Linked DNA regions of Homo sapiens: region 2 is linked to region 1. The links are chromatin loops, found by intact Hi-C in ENCODE. Cell type or tissue: IMR-90. All regions are shown on one strand. Each heading gives the region's core, and the rest is flanking DNA. Links, peaks and the distances in the headings are about the cores only.

What was found. Hi-C counts contacts between places; a loop is a spot of excess contacts. Peaks named below come from ENCODE experiments on the same cell type or tissue, not always from the same donor. Only the 100,000 strongest peaks of a DNase experiment are listed, where the experiment ranks them.
Region 2: a loop joins it to region 1, with 2.8 times the contacts of the local background. A loop is called at or near these places in 2 of 110 quality-filtered maps.

The regions. Positions count from the first base shown.
Region 1 is chr16:19,739,862-19,750,826 of GRCh38, forward strand. The region is part of intron 4 of IQCK (IQ motif containing K); the gene reads left to right. Among named protein-coding and RNA genes, the nearest start is that of IQCK-AS1, 21 kb to the right of the region's middle. In IMR-90, for the core only: no CTCF peak of the experiment used is centred there; a DNase peak (open chromatin) is centred at 5,660.
Region 2 is chr16:19,830,423-19,841,387 of GRCh38, forward strand. All of the region lies in intron 8 of IQCK (IQ motif containing K), which reads left to right. Among named protein-coding and RNA genes, the nearest start is that of GPRC5B, 49 kb to the right of the region's middle. In IMR-90, for the core only: no CTCF peak of the experiment used is centred there; a DNase peak (open chromatin) is centred at 5,929.

The DNA.
Region 1 (10,965 bases), core at 1,077-9,076:
TCAGCACTGGCATCCTATGCACCATCTTGTTTCACCCTTACAATAACCTTCTGAACCAGATCTTCTTTTTCATCACCTCCCTTTTACCAAGGATGGCCCTGGGACACAGAGAAGTTGAGCATTACTCAAGGTCACCTAGTAAGCAACAGACAGCACACATCTCCAACCAAGGCCCAGATGATCCTGAAGCCTGGGTTTCCATCCCTCCTAGTAAATGGGAGTTGGAGGCTGTCCTCAAAATAGCTCCCAGAGATACTGATTTTTTTTCATTCATAGCTATTTTCTGAAGAACAGACTGCTTACTTGCCTTCAGTTATCAAATTTAAACGGCTTCTAATTCTTATCTGTTTTTTCATTTGCTCACTTGGCTTTTCCTGACAATTTAATTCTTGTCCACTACTCATAACTGACCTTCCCCCATCATCTGTGTTTTGACTACTGCTATGATCATCATCAGAAATTGTATCAAATTGTGGTGTGATACAGTTGGTAGGTATCCCGTGGTGTTAAACAGGTGCAAGGTGTGGCTGAATGGAAGGGGAGTGAGGCTGGGTTGAAGAGTGGTCCCAGAGCAGACCTTCAGCCTGGCCACACCATTGTCAGATGGCTTTGTCCCTCTGCCTTCTGTTCTGCTGCTAAGTGAGGAAGAGCACCTCACGAGTCACATTTCAGCAATTGTATCACTTTTTCCTATCTTGCTGTTGACCAAAGTATATTGAGTGCACTGTGTCTTTTTATTCGATTGAACAAAGGATGGAATATAATGATCAAACAATGAAATGAGCACAGTGGAATAATCTTTGTTTTCATACATGTAAAGAATATCTGGCCGGGCACGGTGGGTCATGCCTGTAATGCCAGCCCTTTGGGAGGCTGAGGCATGTGGATCATGCAGTCAGGAGTTTGAGACCAGCCTGGCCAACATGGTGAAACCCCATCTCTACTAAAAATACAAAAATTAGCCGGGCGTGGTGGCAGGTGCCTGAGTCCCAGCTACTCGGGAGGCTGAGGCAGGAGAATGGCTTGAATCCGAGAGGCAGAGGTTGCAGTGAGCCAAGATCGTGCCACTGCACTCCAGCCTGGGCAACAGAGCGAGACTCCATCTAAAAAAAAAAAAAAAAAGAATATCTACAAGCAGGATGAAGCAGGATGAGTCGCCCATGTTTGGTTCTGTTCAACAAACATTCATTAAGCCCTGCTGTGTGCTGATCATGAGGCCAGACCCCAGGGCACACTGAGGGGACAAGAAGACATGGTCCTGTCCTAGAGGAGCCATAATGATGAACTAAAGTTGTTTTTATTTTTCTTCCCCTTGTGTCTGTTTTTTTCACTCCTCTGAAATAAGAATGAATAAGGAGAAATGGCTACAGTGGATCTGTAGCTGGGGATTCATTTCTAGACCTTGGTGCATGTATATTCCATTGTGCAACCTTTATTCTAATTTACTTGGCCATTATTCTTCTAATTTATACCCTTTCAGAGGGCACAAAAATCAGCTAAAAGGGCAGTAATTAAGATTTTACATGAAGGTTGCATATCTAATATTTGACCATAAATAATTTTGTAACAAGGGGGCTAGAAACAGTTTCCAGCCTGTAAGCAGTGATAAAATGCTTTGAAAGAACCAGATAAATTTCTAATTATATTAGAGATTAATGAGGCATCCTTGTGCCAACTCATATTTCATTGTTGACATCCTACAGATGAGCTACTCCTGAGACTAAATGAAAACAGTCTAGATGTCAGATGCTCCAGGGTGCTTGAACAGAGCATTAAAGTTTAAATTGTATAATGAATGATAAAGCAATGTAGAAAATGTGGGTTGTTAAAACTGTTCATATGTGGCCAGGCATGGTGGTTCATGCCTGTAATCCCACCACTTAGAGAGGCCGAGGCGGGAGGATTGCTTGAACCCAGGAGTTCGAGACCAGCCTGGGCAACATGGTGAAATCCCGTCTCTACTAAAAATACCAAAATTAGCCAGGTGTGGTTGCAGGCACCTGTAATTTCAGCTACTTGGGAGGCTGAGTCAGGAGACTTGCTTGAACCTGGGAGGCAGAGCTTGCAGTGAGCCAAGATCTCATCACTGCAGTCCAACCTGGGTGACAGAGTGAGACTGAGTCTCAAAAACAACAAAAACAACAACAAACTTGTTCACTTATAAGAGTGGAGAAGCTTGAAAGGCAGGCACACGGGAGTTCAAAATCCTGCTAGACTGCTTCCTTGCAGCATGGCCCTAAGTAATCCGTGAGCCTCAGTTTCCTCAACTATTGAAAGGACAGCAGACCTGCTCCTGTCATTGGGCGGAAGAGGGGAAGTAATGAATGATACTTCCAGACCCAAGGAATGTTAACTTCCTCCTCCTCTGCTTCTCACGCTTTGCCAGGAAGTTCAGTATTTTGAATGCTACAAATACGCAAGGTGGGTAAATTACTATTAACTTTCTTCATTTCCTGACTTAGGGTTTTTTAATTAAATCGGATTCCCTCCATGTTCCCCCGTCCCCGGTCATCTAGTCTTTTGTGGGTTATTTTCGAAGGCTTAAAAATGACATTAGTACCATTTCAACATTTGTCAGACCCAAGTGGAACTCCCCTTATCCTGATCTGCACAACAGATTCACATTTTCTTGATTCAGCTGTTCCTCACATCCTGTCATTGGGAATAGATGCTTAAACTGAATGATGACTGGCCTCCAACCAAAATTACATAACTGGGGCATTTTTATCTGTCACCCACAACTGAACTTGCATCCAATTGGCTCTTACACAGCAGCGTAATTCATTGTTTATTGATGCCATTCAAATTATATCTTGAAATAACATTTATATTAAGTTGCTCAAAAATACTTGCTGATCTGCGTTTTGCCCTTAAACTGCTGATGTCTAGTTATTTATACTTGACTTCATTATTTTTCTGTTTTTTCTTTCTATGACATGGCCCCCATAGTGCCTGGAACATAGTAGGAACTCAATGAGTATTTATTGGATAAATGAATGAATATGGATTCTCAAAAGATGGGGCTGGCCAGATGCAGTGGCTCATGCCTATAATCCCAGCACTTTGGGAGGCCGAGGCGGGTAGATCACTTGAGGTCAGGAGTTCAAGGCCACCCTGGCCAACATGGCAAAACCCTGTCTCTACTAAGAATACAAAAAAATTAGTTGGGCATGGTGGCACGTGCCTGTAATTCCAGCTACTCGGGAGGCTGAGGCAGGAGAATCGCTTGAACCCAGGTTGCAAAGGTTGCAGTGAGCTGAGATCACGCCACTGCCCTCCAGCCTGGGTGGCAGAGTGAGATTCTGTCTCAAATAAATAAATAAATAAATAAAAGTCAGGGCCTACTTTTAAGATCATAATTAAGCTACATGAGCACTCTGGAGGTCTGTGACCTTTATTCAGTTTGTTGTAGTTATTACACACAGGAGGTAATTTATTAACTATACCTGCAGTGACTGGATCTACTGCCTCTGGAGGGAGGTAAACAATGGGGAGACCGCCTAAGTCTGCTAGGCTCCCTGGAGCTGGAGCTGGGCAAGGAGCAAATCCCCTCAAATTGAAGGAGCCTCATTCACAGACAATGGAGAGCCAGAGAGTAGAGCAAGAGGCTAGGATTCAAGAATAGTAGTTGTCAGCACTTTTTGAGCCTTGCTTTGTGCCAGATGTCATTCTAAGCACTTTACCTGCAGTCACTCATTTAATCCTCCCAACAATCTTTGGAGGTGGATGCTATTATCATCATCTTATGGATCAGGGCTGTACAGCACCAGGGCTAACCAAGAAGCTTAAGTTCACAGCTAGAAAGTGGCAGAGCCAAGACTCAAACCAAGAATTGTTCCAGAGTCTAAGAGTTTGACCACTGCTCCACTCTGATGGTCAGTCACACAGCTTGCTGAAAGCAGAGGTCAGATTCTGACATGAAAGATGGGTCTGGAGGCTGTGGAGAAAAGGAGTGAGAAGTTAGCAAGCCTTTTATTTAGGTTGTCCTGCCAGTACCATGAAACTCCAAGGAAGACCAGGGGGAACAGAGCAGACAGAGAAACAGCAAGAGCTGGCACCTAATTACTATGCCATAGAGCATTTGGCCAATTACACACACATCTATTGTGTGGTGTGTGGTGTGTGTGGGTGTGTGTATAGGTGTAGGTGTGTCTGCACACATGAATTCAGGCATTGTGTGGTACATGGTTCAGCAATTCCATGATTCCAGCCTCTGGAATCAGGCAGACCCTTTCAACCCAGGCCTGTTCCCCAAAAGCTATGCAAGCTTGATTATTTTGATTTTGAGTCACTCATCTTGTGATTCTTTTATATATATCATTTTAAATACTATGAATTTAATATAGTTTCTAAACAAACAGTTGTTCCTGCTTAGATTATTTTTTCTTCTTTTCTCTAAGCACACAAATAGTATATTTTTTCATTTTAAAAATTATTTTCATTTTTATTTTTAGAGATGGGGTCTCACTGTGTTGCCCAGGCTGGTCTCAAACTCCTGAGCTCAAGTGGTCCTCCTGCCTTGGTTTCCCAAAGTCCTGGGATTACAGGGATAAGCCAGTGCACCTGGCCCATCTTAGATATTTAACTCTATTTTAAATGCTCAATGTAAAATTCAGCATATTTAATAGGCAGGTATTTCCCTAATCCTTAATTTTTGGTGGAGATTACAATTGGGAGAATAAACCTTAAGCACATGATTTCCATGAATTATCTCAGCCTGAGAGTTAGATCAAGACCTCCACATTTCATGATACGAATTTAACAAGTGAAATAGATTTATTTAACCCTTTCTCAAAGGGTCATTTTCAATCATGTAAAAAAAGTAATTGAGATTTTTTAAGTGGCATCTGTATGGCATTAGAGTGACAATCTACAAATAAAGCCAATGGCCTTCTAGTTTTGCTGTGAAATTAGCTGGGTGCTAGCAGTATTTTATATTGTGTTAAACAAATATACTCTGTGAAAGGTAAATAACGGAAAATGATTGCTTTGTACAAATAGCTGGTGGAAGTACATCTGTGGCCAACAATAGATACTGTACAGACATTTCCTGTGTGTATAGCGATTTATGCAGCCATGTATACAACAAGCCAAAGGTAACAGAATGCAGATAATAGTATCTAAATTCGTTGGCCAATAAGTGAAGAATCACATGGAAGATGGGAAAGAGATGAAAGTTTTGACCCTTTGCTCTCCTATATTTAATATTCCAATATTTTGGGTATATTAAAAAATTTCAAAAGAAGCACGAGTTACCTTTGTAATCAGGAAAAATAAAAGTTAATGATAAGTAACATTTTCAAGTCCTCATATTTGACCCTGCTGCATCGTCTAGGTTATTTTCTTTCTCTCTTTCCTTTTCACTGACACACTCAGTGAATCACCTCACCTACATCTTTTTACCATTCATTCTTTCTTTAATGTGGCACTCTGGCATTTAAATGCTCACTATGTCTGGTACAACTCAAGTTTACTAATGACCCAGTACTGCCAAATTCTGTGACCTATTCCAGGGACAAAAAGGAGGCCAGTATGTTTGGGGCAGAGTGAGCAAAAGAGAGAGGAGGTGAGTTTGACAGGGTCAGCCCCGCAGCGGCCGTAACATCACATGGGCCAGTAAACAAAGTGGGTTTTATTTTAAAAGCAGTTGGAAGTAATTAGAGCCGTGACTCAACCCTACTGGGCCCAGTGCTCCCTTGTCATAGCATTGTATAGTGTGCTTCTTGCTATCCTGAAATGAAATGCTTAGATGATATAATATAACCTATTTATCAGTTACCTGATTGCTGTGTTGTACAGTAAACTACCTGAAAACTTCATGGCTTAAAATAACGATTTATTATTTTTCATGACTCTGGGCCGACTGGGCAGTTCTGGTGCTCTCTCCTGGGGTCACTCATGTGACTGCGTTCAGCTGGTAACTGGGCTGGGTTGGAAGGTCCAATTCTATCTCACTCATGTGTCTGGGGCCCTGGTGCTGCCTGCTAGCTGGGGCACTTCGGTTCTCCTTCATGTGGCCTCTCATCCTCCAGTGGGCCAGCCCAGCTCCTTTACAGCGTGGTGGTCTCCAGCAGCTTTCCAAGAGGGTAAAAGCAAAAGTGCAAAGCCAAGACCTGGAACATGACTTCCACCAAGTTCTCTACTAAAAATACTAAGAATTAGCTAGGCCTGGTGGCATGTGCCTGTAATCCCAGCTGCTCGGGAGGCTGAGGCATGAGAATCACTTGAACCCAGGAGGCAGGGTTGCAGTGAGCAGAGATCCAGCTTGGGGGACAGAGTGAGACTATGTCTCAAAAAAAAAAAAAAAAAAAAGAGTCTAGCTTCATTTCTTTTTTTTTTTCTTTTAATTTTTGTGGGTACGTCGTAGATATATATATTTATTGGGTGCATGAGATGTTTTGCTTCAGGCATGCAATGCGAAATATCATGGAGAATGGGGTTTCCATCCCCTAAGTAACTGTGTTACAAACAATCCAATTACATAGACTTTTTTACTTATTTTAAAATGTACACTTAAGTTTTTATTGACTGTAGTTACCCTGTTTTGCTATCAAATAGTAGGTCTTAGTTGTTGCCATTAACCATCCCCAACCTGACATTCATTCCTACTGTGTCTCATGGTGATAAGGCTGTGGGTGCTGAAAACATTTCCCATTGTGACTCTTAGAATTGCCGTCAGATCTAGTTTGTAAGCCATGCAAGAAAATCTTATTATAACTTTATAGTCAAGTTTCTTTTTTATTTTTAACAAAAGAGCATTGATCACTTCATTTCCCAAACTTGGCTACGAGTTGCTTTTGTTTCTAAAAATCAAAGTGATCCTCAAAGGACAAGGCTTTAAAAAGAAAGTCAGCAGGCTCTGACCTGAGGGTGACCCAATGGTTCTTTAACAAAGTGAAGGGCAGTGGCTTTGTGGCAGGATTTTCCTCCTCTGGTCTGAAGCTTTGTCCGCCGGCTTTGAGGGGCATGGCTTTATGCCAGATGGCTGTGGTAGCAGTCTTGACTAACTGCCAGATAGGGGGAACATTATCATTTGGCCATAAATTGCATTTCGATTATTATGTACTTTATCAGTTAACTTTTTTGCCATATAATAAACTACCTCAAAAGTTAGTGGCTTAAAATTACAAGCATTGGTCAGGCATCGTGGCTCATGGCTGTAATCCCAGCAATTTAAGAGGCCAAGGCAGAAGGATCATTGAGCTCAGGAGTTCAAGACCAGCTTGGGCAACATAGCAAGACCCCTATCTCTGCCAGCAAAAAATCATAACCATTTATTTAGCTCACTTTTTTGCAAGTTAGCAACTTGGGCTAGATTTAGCTGGGAGTTTCTTCTGGCCTTGGCTGGGTTCATTCATGTGTCTTTGGCAGCTACTGGATAGGCTAGATGCTGGCTGGTCTAGGATGGCCTCAGCTGGGATGAGCTGTTCCATGTGGTCTCTCATCCTCTATCAGATTAACCCTAGGTTGTTCATAGGGCAGCCAGGCAGGGTTGCTTCAATTCAATTAGACACGTCAAGGCCTCTTGAGCCTGAGGCTTGGAACTGACATAGTGTCACTTTCACACGTTAGATTGGCCAAAGCAAGTCACAAGGCCAGCCCAGATCCGAAGAGTTAGGAAATAGATTCCTTTTTTTTTTTTTTAAGTAAATGTGTGGGGTTTAAATACAATTTCATTACATGCATAGATTGCACAGTGGCAAAGTCAGAGCTTTAGGGTATCACCCAAATAACACACATTGTACCCAATAAGTAGTTTGTCATCATCACCCTCCTCCCACCCCTTCACCCTTCCGAGTCTTCACTGTCTGTCATTCCACTCTATCCATCTGTGTATAGACAGGTTTTAGCACCCACTTATGAGTAAGAACATGCGATATTTGACTTTCTGTGTCTGGCTTGTTTCACTTAAGATAATGCCCCCCAGTTCCATCCATGTTGCTGCAAAATACATGAGTTTGTTCCCTTTTATAGATTCCAATTCTTGATGGGAAGAGCTGTAAAGTCACACTGCAAAGTGCAGATACAGGAAGGGTGGAGAATGGTGGCCCTTTTTGCAACTTACCGTATACACTGCGTTAGAAATAATATGGACCGGGTCACAGATGGCAGCTGTGACTGTTAGCTCCAGCCTGGTGACTTCAGGAAAGATTAAATGAGCTAATGTGTGAAGGGGCTTGTTCTGGAGTTCAACCATCTGGGCTCAAATTCTTTTTTTTTTTTTTTTTTTTGAGACAGTGTCTTACTCTGTTGCCCAGGCTGGAGTGCAGTGGTGTTATCGTGGCTCACTGCAACCTCCACCTCCCAGGTTCAAGCAATTCTGGTGCCTCAGCCTCCCGAATAGCTGGGATTACAGGTGTGTGCCACCAGTCCCAGCTAATTTTTATGTTTTCAATAGAGACAGGGTTTCACCATGTTGGCCAGGCCAGTCTGAAACTTCTGACTTTAGGTGATCCGCCCACCTCTGCCTCCCAAAGTGCTGGAATTACAGGCATGAGACACCGAACCCAGCTAAATTCTTATCCTTCCATTTACTAGTAAGTGACTTTGGGCAAGGTATTTAGCATCTCTGTGCCCCCATTTTCTGATCTGTAAAATATGAATTGTATGTAGTACATCGTAGTAATATGTTCTTGTTGTGAGGATAAATGAGTTAAGCAAAACTTAAGAGTGTCTGGCATATAGACAGCACTCAATACACATTAAATGTTGTTAATCCTATTAGCGTTTCTCTTGGAAAAGAGCCAACCTGTAAAGGAGTGCTATTCCCCATGGCCTCTTCTGGTTGACCAATTGTTACATGAGTGAATGGAGGGTGTAATTCTCTTACTGCATTCTGGACATTACAGATAGATGGCCAAGGATGGACTCTCCTTGTCATTCTGAAAATACTAGTACCTTTTAAAATGATAGGTATTAGTAAAAATCAAAACATAACTCTTAGAAATAATGATGAGCTTAGAATCTGAGAATGTAATATAAAGACACCTCCTAGAATTAAGCAACTGCTAGAATCACATCCTGTAATGGAAAAAAACAAAACAAAACAAAACAAAAAACCAGCCCTGCAAGTATTTCAGCCTTCTCTTGAGAATTTATGTCTAAAGAAGGAAGCCATTTTTTAAAGAATGAAAATGAGGTTTTTTTGAAAGAATGTATCTTAAAGTAAATCATTGACTCTCTTGGTTGTTTAGAGAACTGCATTTCTCCTGCTACATTTTAGGAACAGGAAAAGCCAGGTCATAAACTAGTCCCAGATCCAAAAGATGTTTCAACTGTTAACCCCTTAGAATCATAAAGGGTTATCCAGGAAATAGAGAAGAGAGACGAAACAGAGCTTTCTTAAAATCAGACTTCAGTGTCAGAAATCAAGTACTATGGATGTTTCCATGATACCATAGGAAAGATCATCTGTCAGTTATTCATAACGTTCCGAAGCTGAACGCCTTCCAACTACACAGGTCAGCTACCTGTTTTTGTAAATGAAATTTCACTGGAACACAGCTATGCCCGTTCCTCTACCTATTATCTGTAATAGCTTTTGCACTACAGTGGCAGAGTTGAATATTTGTGACACGAGCCTATGTTTACTATCTGACCCTTTAAGAAAAAGTTTGACTGGGCATGGTGGCTCACATATATAGCCTCAGGACTTTAGGAGGCTGAGGCAAGAGCATCGCCTGAGCCCAGGAATTTAAGACCAGCCTTGGGCAACATGGTGAAACCCCGTCTCTACAAAAATTAAATTTACACAATTTGCTGGGCACCATGGTGTGCGCCTGTAGTCCCAGGTACTCAGAAGGCTGAGGTGGGAGAATCCATTGAGCTTGGGAGGTCGAGGCTGCAGTGAGCTATGATTGCAGCACTGCACTCCAGCCTGGGCAACAGGTGAAATTCTGTTTCAAAAAGGAAAAAAAAAAAAGAAAAAGAAAAAGTGTGCCAATTCATGCTTTGAAGTCCTGGAACTATCCATATTTTTATAGTCATAGCTGTTATGTGGGAGGCAGTCTAGTATAAAGGAAGCTGAATGATTAAGTAGTTATTGTTGTGTGGGAGGCACTACAGTGTAAGGGAAGCTTAATGATTTAGAATAGAATTTGGAGCCATTTTCACCTGAGAATAGGGCCTCATTCCACCTCTTTGTAGATGCGTGACCCCAGACCTTGCTAGTATTGTGACCTTGTAATTTTAATATTTCTAAGCCTCAGTCTCTTCCTCTGTAAAATGTAAATAACAATAGTAATTGCTTCAGATAAGGGAGTTTATGATTTTTTTTTTCTTTTGAGATGGAGTGTCGCGCCGTGGCCCAGGCTGGAGTGCAGTGGCGTGATCCTGGCTTACTGCAACCTCTGCCTCCCTGGTTCAAGGGATTCTCCTGCCTCAGCCTCCCAAGTAGCTAGGACTACAGGCGTGTGCCACCGTGCCTGGCTGATTTTAATATTTTTAGTAGAGACGGGGTTTCACCATGTTGGCCAGGCTAGTCTTGAACTCCTGATCTCAAGTGATCTGTCCACCTTGGCCTCCCAAAGTGCTGGGATTACAGGAGTGAACCATTGCGCCTGGCCTAAGTTAATGAGAATTTTGTGTTTTTTTGTTTTGTTTGTTTTTGTTTTTTTTTGAGATGGAGTCTTGCTCTGTCACCCAGGCTGGAGTGCAGTGGCATGATCTCGGTTCGCTGCAACCTCCAACTCCCGGATTCAAGCAACTCTCCTATCTCAGCCTCCCCAGTAGCTGGGGCTATAGGTGTGTGCCACCATGCCCGGCTAATTTTTGTGTTTTTAGTAGAGACGGGGTTTCACCATGTTGGCCAGGCTGGTCTCGAACTCCTGACCTCAAGTGATCCATCCAACTTGGCCTCCCAAAGTGCCGGGATTACAGACGTGAGCCACCGCACCCAGCCGAGAATTTAATAAGATAATGCATTTAAAGCATTCAGTTAAGTGCCTGGCACAGCTACAATGAAAG
Region 2 (10,965 bases), core at 1,561-9,560, 91 kb after region 1:
GAAGCAGTTCCATTTCCACCATCTGCTGCTGGCTTCCCGTGCCACCTTCCAAGGGCTCCAGAAGGAGTGAGCCGTGCTTTCCAAACAAGAAACACCTCTTCAGTAAATACCCCAGTGTGAACCCATGGATAGGTTCCCATATACGCTGAGACCGTGAAATGGCCTTTGGGCAAACAAGCCAATTCTGAAGTCTGTCCCCAGGTCTGTGATCAGTTAAGAAGGAAGTCAGGACAGCAGAAAGGACAGGTAAAGGACCGGGCTTTGGAGTTGGCCAGACCTGCCTTTGGAATCCTAACTACCACTTCTATCCATGTGACCCTGATCTACTGAACTTCATGAAGCTTTAGTTTTCCCTTGTGCAAAATGGGACTAGTAATAATAGTGTCTATCTCGTACAAGTGTTATTACAAGATTATAAGAGATGATGATCTTTAGAACAAGTCCTGGCACATAGTTCCCATAAATGTTAGTTATTGTCATGATAGTATTATTAAAATATTTGTGTTGATTTCTTCCAATAGACTCCAAGCTCCATGGGCTTTCATGTAGGACCGTGTTTGTCTTATTCATCATGAGCCTGGCACAGAGCAGATGGTCTGAACATATTTAGGGGATGAAGCTCTGGGCTTCATTTTACATATGAAGAAATGAAGTTCCAGCAAGATTGAATGACTTGCCCAAGGTCACACAGCAGAGGAGAGCCTGGGGCTGGGCCCAGGACTTCCCTTTCTCTGTCCAGTGTTCTAACATATCCTGGAGGACAGATGCAGAGAGCTAAGACATTCTCTTAGATTCTGCTCTCAGACCCAGCTTCTCAGGAATCTTCTGGAACATGACATATGACCTGTTCAGTTTCCTCTCTGGGCTTCAGGGTTCTTGCTGTTTATGTTTTCATGGACTGAAGCCTCCAGCTAGGGGCTGAATTACGAGAAGCAGAGTACAACCTGCTGCACACCAGGTGAAGCAGAACTTCTTGTTCCCTTTAACTGTCGCCGAGTTGAATCACTTTGTTAAGCTCATGCGCTAGAGTTACTTCCTATTTTAAACCTTATGAATCTGGGTAGTGTGGGGGGTTACAAAATAAATCTCCCCAGCCAAGGTGACACCTCAATTAGACCTCAAAGGCTTGCAGTGAAGCAGTTTGAAAATGGATGTTAAGCACATGCTAGTTCTCCTTTAGACTTGCAATAAAAAATAGTGGAGTGATTGCAAATGAAAATGGTTTTTCAACTTCATTAAAAAAAAAAAAAGCTCATCTATGTACAAATCCAGGAGACAGGCATATCTTTTTAAGTTGTTGCCATTTTATCCACATTGTGCTCCGGCATTTACAGTACAAAGAGATTTTACCAAGTTCATAGCTTAGAGCAACCTTGGGCAGTCAGGAGGTCTGAGGGAGAGTCACATCAGCTGTCGGGGTGGAATTGTGGTCATATATAGCCTGTCTCACATTACAGTGAGTCAGAGACTGACTGTCCCAAACAGTATTTTCTTCTAGGATGGAAGCGGTGTGAAGTTATCTTCAAGTCTCTATCCATCAGGACAGATGCAGGAATTATTTTAAAACGTGTATGGTAAGAATTTCAGCCAATGTAGTTTAAAATAAGATGCCCAAGTCATTTTTGAGATGTAGTAAAAAATATCGTGTCTCGATTAATAGCATATTTTTAGCCTCACATAGTCAGTAATTGTTTTCAAATGTGCTTTGTAATTGAATATCCATATTTTATTTAGAAATCTAGTATGAGCAGGGAGAAAGAAACCATAGAAATTGTTCCCATAACATCAGATTACATTACCTATGTGTGTGTATATATATATGCACACACATATATATACATCATATATATCATCAGATAAATTTATCATGTATGTGTTTGTGTGTATATTCTTTATATATGCACAAATAATCTCTAAATAACTATCACTTCTTAACGTTTTGAAGAAAAGGCAGAGACTTGGAGAGATTGATCTGTCAAAGGAAATGAATTGTCTACTTTTTGTTTGCTTAACTGTTTTATTTCCTACTTCATTCCAAGAGTGGTTTTTAGTAGTTACGGAAATACACACAATATGATATTTTTAGGTAAAGGTGGTAATTAAGGAATAATTAAGATTAGGGAAAAAAATAAAGCCACTCAGTTCTGTAAGTAAAATACTTAACTTCAAGGCCTAGGCTGACAAATACAAATTATATATATTCAAGGTGTGCAACATGATGATTTAATATTCGTATACTGTATTAGTCCATTTTCACACTGCTATAAAGAATACCTGAGACTGGGTAATTTATAAAGAAAAGAGGTTTAATTGACTTACAGTTCTGCATGGCTGGGAGGTCTCAGGAAACTTAAAATCATGGCGGAAGGCAAAAGGGAAGCAAGGCACGTCTTATATGGCGGCAGGAGAGAGAGAGAGTGAGGGGGGAACTGTCAAACATAAACCATCAGATCTCATGAGAACTCACTCACTATCATAAGAACAGTATGGGGGAAACCTCCCCCATGATCCAGTCACCTCCCACCAGATCCCTCCTTCCACACATGGGGATTACAATTCAAGATGAAATTTGGGTGGGGACACAGAGCCAAGCCGTATCATACATACTGTGTAATGATTACTATGATCAAATTAATGAACACATCTATCACCCTTAGTTACGATTTGTGTGTGTGTATGTGTGTGGTGAGGACACTTAAAATCTGCTCTCTTACCAATTTTTAAATAAACAATTCAGTATTATTAACTGTAGTTACCATACTTTACATTAGATCCCCAGAACTTATTCATCTTATAACTGAAAGTTTGTACCCTTTGACCAACATAGAAGTTTCTTAGGAAAACCTGCCAAAGTAAGATGGAAATAGAATCTATTACATAAATTCACAGTGTCCATAAGAAAAAAGACAAAGGGCCATTTGTTCGGGAAATACTCAGCGCTTCCCTAATACATTATGCAATGTGAATCATGGCCTCAAAAATGTTCCTATAGTGAATAGAAATATGGCTCTGAGCTTCCAGGAAGCCACAACAATAAAGGAAATACGATTATTAATGATTTATTGTGTCCTCAAGATTAAGTGAGTTTCTTGGAAGCACACCTTCCTGGAGCTGAGACTTGATTTTTCTTTCATAAAGAGGACACTATAACATACTGAACACCATTTTATTCCCAAATATAGTAAGTTTCTTAGAGCAGTGTTTCCTTCTAGAGGGAAAACATGAAAGCCCAGAGTAGAGGGTGGAGACCAGAGAAAGTTCTTTTCCCTAATTTTAATTTAGACCACAATGACAAATCCTAGCGATTAGGATTTCCCTGTGGTTTAAAGGCTATTCTTAAGATGAACACCTCATCTTACCGCCCCACCTGCTTGTGACCTTAGGATTTGCTGGAGGCTGTGGTCACAGCTGTAATCCCAGTGCTTTGGGAGGCCAAGGTGGGAGAATTGCTTGAGCCTAGGAGTTCGAGACCAGCCTGGGCAACACAATGAGACCCCGTCTCTACAAAAAATAAAATTAGCCAGGCGTGCTAGCACACTCCTGTAGTCCCAGCTACTCAGGAAGCTGAGGTGGGAGGATTGCTTGAGCCTAGGAACCCGAGGCTGCACTGAGCGGTGACTGCACCACTGCACACCAGCCTGGGTAATGAGCAAGACCTCATCTCAGAATAAATAAATACATAAGATATGCTGGAACTTAGTTCTTTCCTTCCTAGCCCATGTAATTGGGTGCATTGCCGAGAGCAAAGAAGGATGTCTGCAACTAAGGAGTAGCTACGAGCGATGGAGCTTATGCCATGTGCCAGACACTACACTAAGCACCTTATGTTTCCACGTAGTCCTCACACATGGTATCTCAGAGAGGTGAGATCATCTCCATCGTACAGATGAGGAAACCGGGGCTGGGAGGATACATGGCTTGCACAAGTCCACGCAGCCAGTCAGGCCAGAGACCAGGGATTTGAACCCGGATCTACCTGATGCCAAAGAGGCTAGAGCCATCCCAGGCCATGCTGTTCTGTAACCCAAGTGCCCAATAGGCCACAGTGGTCCAGTGCAAAGCTTCTCAGCATGGTAACTAAGGACCCACAGGCTGGACAGCAGGCAGTGTCTGGCTATGCCTCCCAGCCTGCACCCTGACACTGGAGTGACCACAGACCACTAGTATAGGGGAGGCTTGGCAGTAGAGGAGGCTGAGAGCCCCATTCAAAGGCTGCAGGATCTACATGAGTGTTTTGGGGAGATATTTTCACTAAAGCAAGAAACCAGGGTTAAGTGAATAAGGATAAGAATATTCTTTTCTCCCTCTTTCCAAATCCTCTGTCCATCTACATTTGAGGAGCAGAGAAAGGTTTGGCCACCAGAGAGGGAACCTGGGTACCAGGAACACTCTAGCCTGTGGCTCAGGAAGTGAGTTCTACCATTAGTTGAGAACCTTTGTGACCAACAGTCTATCATCTAACAAAAAAGGTCAAGTTTTAGTGATGTATTTTCCAAAGACAATCACTGTTGAGTATATCAGCCCATAGTTTTCCCATTCATCTATCAACATACAAATATAAGCCAGGTGCGGTGGCTCATGCCTATAGCTCCAGCACTTTGGGAGGCCGAGGCAGGCGGATCACTTGAGGCCGGGAGTTTGAGATCAGCCTGGCCAACATGGTGAAACCCCGTCTCTACTAAAAATACAAAAAAATTAGCCAGGCATGGTGGCACATGCTTGTAGTCCCAGCTACTTGGAAGGCTGAGGCATGAGAATTGTGTGAACCAGGAGGTGGAGGTTGCAGTGAGGTGGAGGTTGCAGTGAGCCGAGATCACACTACTGCACTCTAGCCTGGGTGACAGAGCAAGACTCTGTCTCAAAAAAATAAAAAACGTAAATATATATATTTATAAACATGTAACCATATTATATATGCTGTACTGTAACTGGCTTGTTTTTTCTTCACTTGGCAATATATCATTGCCATCTGCTTCATGCCAGCACACACAGATCTATCCCATTATTTTTAGTGGCTCCATAAAAATGATAGCGCTGTACCATACTTTTGTAAAACCAATTCCTATGAATGGATAGTTGGCTTGTATTATGAACAATGCTCCATAAACATTGTTGTAACTATATTCTAGCTTGCTTGTAGAAGTATTTCTTTTTCTTTTCTTTTCTTTTTTTTTTTTTTTGAGACAGAGTCTTGCTCTGTCGCCCAGACTGAAGTGCAGTGGCACAGTCTTGGGTCACTGCAACATCCACCTCCCGGGTTCAAGTGATTCTCCTGCCTCAGCCTCTTGAGTAGCTGGGATTATAGGCGAGTGCCACCACACCCAGTTAATTTTTGTATTTTTAGTAGAGACGGGGTTTCACCATGTTGGCTAGGCTGGTCTCGAACTCCTGACCTCAGGTGATCCACCTGCCTCGGCCTCTTAAAGTGCTGGAATTACAGGCGTGAGCCATCATGCCCAGCCTTGTAGAAGTACCTCTATAGGATTAATTCCTAGAAGTGGAATTGCTGGGTCAAAGGACACCCACATATTAAATTTAGACAGTGATCACCATACTGTCATCCAAAAATGTTATATTAATTTATACTTAATGCTACCAACCCACTGTGGGACTTTTGATGGATGATGTCATCTTTGTGCTACATTTTCTCTACTTGTAAAATGAGAATTCTTATGCCTTAGTAATAATTCTAAATGAGGTCATTGTTTTGATAGGACCATGGCTCCTTCAGAAGAAATATATCTGTAAATCTAAGGTGTCATTTTCATTTTCATTTTTTTCTTTCATAGTTCCTCAAAACTTAGTTCCTTCTCCATTTTAACCTGAAAAATAAATAATTTGATTAAGAGACATCTAGTGACTTCATGCCTTGGCACTGCCTTCACCAATTCTATTTTTAGGACTCACCAGTGTCTGGGGATGTTTGGATGACATCAACTTTTACACATATCTTTTCATTTAAAATTTGCAAAAGTCTGCACAGCTATGACATGACAGAAGCCTCCCACTGCAATGCCTGAAGATCCCTACTGTTCTGAGATTAAAAAATAAAAGATGATTTCCTTTCTTAATGATTTGCCCTAAAAGTTCAAGATCCTGTATTGAAGTTTATGCGAATGACCACTTCCAACTTCATGAGCTTCATCTCTGATGTGATCTCGGCTCACTGCAACCTCCGCCTCCCGGGTTCAAGTGATTCTCCTGCCTCAGCCTCCCGAGTAGCTGGGACTACAGGCGCACGCCACCACGCCTGGCTAATTTTTGTATTTTTAGTAGAGATGGGGTTTCACCATGTTGGCCAGGATGCTCTTGATCTCTTGACTTTGTGATCCGCCCGCCCTGGCCTCCCAAAGTGCTGAGATTACAGGCGTTAGCCACCGTGCCTGGCTGATGCGGAATGCTTTTGAAGGATATAGATAAATCTACAAACCCCTAGACGGCTCATGACCAGATTGGGCTAAGTTTCCCATTTCTCACTGTGCAACCTCGAGCAGGTTGCTTAACCTCTCTGTGACTCAGTTTGTCTGGCAATACAATGGCAATACTAATACTAGTAACCAAGCCATAGAGTTTTTGTGAGGATTAAATGAACTGGAATAGTGCCTGGCCCATAATAAGTGATCAATAAATGATAATTATTATTAATTAAGCAAAGCATTCAACATATCATTAATACATATTGTTAAGAATATTGGCAGCCAGGTGCAGTCACTCATGCCTGTAATACCAACACTTTGGGAGGCCAAGATGGGAGGATCACTCGAGAGCCCAGGAGTTCGAGACCAGCCCGGGCAACACAGAGAGACTATCTCTACAAAAAATATGAAAACTAGCTGGGTATGGTGGTCTGTGCATGTGGTCCCAGCTACTTGGGAGGCTGAGGCAGGAGGATCTCTTGGTCTTGGGAGGTCGAGGCTTCAGAAAGCCATGATCACGCTGCTGTACTCCAGCATGGGCAACAGAATAAGACCCTGTCTCAAAAAAATAAAAATAAAAAGATTGGCTTTGGAGGGTCTGACAGAACCGAGCTCCTGCCTTTTACCATCAGGATGGTTCCTGGGCAAGTTGTTAATCCTCTCCAGGCTGTTTTCTCCTCTGTTGTGTGGGGACAATTAGGATCTGTCACAAAGGGCTACTGTGAGGATTAAGTAAAACAGCCGTGTATGGAATTAAATAGATCTCTGGCACAAAGTGAATGGTCAGTAACTGGTGGCTGGTTTTAGTAATATTTTTTAAAGCTGTCAGCAAAAATAAAGTTTTTATTCCAGGTAATTTATGTACAGCAGTGGTTCTCAATGCTGGCTGCAGATTAGAATCTCCTGGGGGAAATTTATAAGCTGTGTCAGGCTAGAGGCCAGAAAAAGTGATTACATGGGTTTATTCTTGGTAGAGAATGTGTTGTAACCACATCAGCAAAGCCCTAATACTATGGATTAGCTACAAGATCCCAGTAATAGCTTTGGATTCAAAATCTTCCTTTGCGAGGCTCTTCTCACTAATGCAGTTTCATTTGGTCTAAAATTCAGGGGATCTGAGTTCCTGTTCGACTGTGCAATTTACCAGCTACATGGACCTTGTTTTCTGCTTTGAAAAATTGAATGGTTGAATCAGGAAATCTCTATAACAGCAAAACAGAATATCCCATAGGTGTTTGCTGTAGAATATCCTGCCTCCCAGGCAAGAGGCCTGCTGTCTGGGCGAATCTAAACCTTGAAAACCTGTTGATGCCGTTTTGGTGGCTGTTGCCGGGTTTGGGAGTTTGGTCTCAACGTTGAAGGCAAGAACAATAGATGGTGAATGTTCTGCCCACTACTGGGCTTTTGTTGGGGAAAGCGAGGTGGGATCACTGGGGGAGGCAGAGAGTAAATCCGGAAGTTTAGAGGGTGAGGCAGAGAAGAGGGAGGCATGAATTCGGTATTTGGCAATTTGGGAAAGTTTGGAGGAAAAGAGTAGGGAGGTTTAAAGGAGATTTTTGTGAAGTTTGATCACATGTTTGAGAAGGTAGGAAGCACATATTCTGGAAGGAGGCTCCTCCTGTCACTACATTTGAACCTGTCACACCCAGAATGACTCTTTCTGAATGCAAGTTGGAGCTAACCGGGAGGGCAATGGGAAATTCTGTCTGCCTTGTCAAGCTGGGGCCCGGCCTACAGGACAGCATTGCCTACCTGTGGCTGCCAAACGTTGCGTGTCTGCAAAGATCCGCAATCCTCATAGCAGCTCTGATTTAGAGTGCCAACTACACGCCAGGCACTTTGCATATATTATTTCTAATCTTCACAGCAAACAGAATGAGTAGAAATTATTATTGCCCAGCCGGGCACAGTGGTTCATGCCTGTAATCCCAGCTCTTTGGGAGGCCGAGGTGGGCAGATCATTTGAGGTTAGGAGTTCGAGACCAGCCTGGCCAACATGGTGAAACCCTGTCTCTACTAAAAATACAATAATTAGCCAGGCATGATGGCAGGTGCCTGTAATCCCAGCTACTCGGGAGGCTGGGACTGCAGAATTGCTCGAACCTAGGAGGCAGAGGTTGCAGTGAGGCAAGATCACGCCACTGCACTCCAGCCTGGGCCACAGAGTGAGACTCCATAGCAAAAAAAAAAAAAAAAAAAAAAAAGGAAGCTATTATTGCCTCTATCTTTCAGGGGAGGAAACTGTGTCTCAGAGGTTAAATCATTCACCTTTGGTCACACAGCTTTGAAGTGGCAGAACTGAGAAAATTTATTTATTTATTTATTTATTTATTTATTTTGGAGATAGGGTCTCACTCTGTCACCCAGGATGGAGTGCAATGGCATGATCTTGGCTCACTGCAACCTCCACCTCCAGGGTTCAAGGGTTCCTCCTGCCTCAGCCTCCCGAGTAGCTGGGATTACAGGCGCACGCCATCACACCCTGCTAATTTTTGTATTTTTAATAGCAATGAGGTTTTACTATGTTGGCCAGGCTGGTCTCGAACTCCTGACCACAAGTGATCCACCCTCCTCGGCTTCCCAAAGTGCTGGGATTACAGGTGTGAGCCACCACACCCGGCCAGTCACCCAGGATTTTAATGATTTATTTTGTTTATTGTCTATGTGACTGCACTAGAATGTAAGTTCTCTGACAGCAGGGACCTTTCTTTCCTATTTTGTTCATTGCTCTGTCCTCAGCATCTAGAACAGTGCCCAGCACATGGTAGACAGTCAAGGAATACTTGTTGGTTGAATGAATGGATCTGTGTTACATAACCTCCTTCCCAGATCAGCCAGCTTGCCAAACGCTCTATGGGCAAGTAAACAGAACTGAGGCTGGACACAGTGGCTCACACCTGTAATCCCAGCACTTTGGGAGGCCAAGTTGGGAGGATCACTTGAAAAGTTCGAGACTAGCCTGGGCAGTGTTAAGAGACCCTGTATCCACTAAAAAAATAAAAAATAAATAACTGGGTAGCGTGGTGCATGCCTGTAGACCCAGCTGCTCAGGAGGCTGAAGCAGGAGGACCTCTTAAAGCTCAGGAGGTTGAGGCTGCCGTGAGCTATGGTTGTGCCACTGCACTCCAGCCTGGGAGACAGAGCAAGACCCTGTCTCCAAAAAAAGAAAAATAAAGCAAACAGAACTGTTTCCAAAAAAAAAAAAAATTAAGGGAAGATATATGCTTACATATAATATATAAATGGATAAAGACCGCCTGTAATCTCAGGACTTTGGGAGGCCAAGGCTGGTGGATCACCTGAGATCAGGAGTTCAAGACCAGCCTGGGCAACATGGTGAAACCCTGTCTCTACTAAAAATACAAAAATTAGCTAGGTGTGGTGGCAGGCACCTGTAATCTCAGCTACTTAGAAGGCTGAAGCAGGAGAATCGCTTAAACCCGGGAGGTGGAGGTTGCAGTGAGCCAAGATCGCACCATTGCACTCCAGCCTGGGCGACAGAGCGAGACTCCGTTTCAAAAAATAATAATAAAGAAAGAAAGACAAAAAGTCCATTAAAATATAATCCCCAGATGCTAATAGTGATTATCTCTGGGTGGTTGTAATGCAGGCGATTGATGAGTTGATTGATTTTTGCCTTTTTTTCTAAAACAGAAATGCAAGTGATTATTTTTCTTTTTCGATTATCCATAATTTCTAAAAATAATAAAAAGGAGTGTTTGTTTACATTCATTGTGCACTTACTATGAGGCAAGCATTTTCCCAAGCACTTTACTAGTAGCAACTCAATTATTCTTTACACCTTTGAAGTAGTTACTGCTATGGTCTCCATTTTATAGATGAAGAAACTGAGGCAGAGAGAGGTCAAACAGTATATCTGGGGCCACACAGCAAAAACATAGCAGAACCAAGCAGCTTGACTCCAGAGTCCTCCCTCTCTCTCTCCTCATTAGGCTGCAATGCACAGATGTTATTTATGGAGTTCAAACACTCAAGAGAAATCTGTTGGTGTTCAGTTTCCTGCAAAGTCCATTAGGACTTCTGGTTGCATTGCCAAGGGCATGAAGCACATGCTTCTTTATGCCTGTGAGCCTGCCTTAAAGAGTAACGATCCCGCCCACCAAATTGTCCCTGCTTCTCTCTGTGAGCACCAGTCCAAGGCTGTTGACACATGGTGTTCACCCTTAGGATCTAAATTTAGGATGTGAACAGCTAAAGCGTCTTGCCAGTTTTCATATTCAACTCTCATTATCTCTTTTAAATTATCTTTTTAAAAATAATTTAAAACCTGTCCCCATATCAAAGCAATACATTCTCATTATGAAAAACACAGAATAGTAGCAAGAGATCTAAAAAAGGTACCCACCTCACTGTCACTGGTAATACTTTGGTGGCTACGAAACCTTTTCAAAAATGCCTTACTTTGCCAGATCTGAGTAGGAGGGAGATGGGGGAGACTAAGGAATCTTTTGCATGAGCCCTACTGTTGCCACGTGCATTGGAATTGCCCTCATTTTCTTCTCGTGGCATCCAGAGACTTGTCACTTAA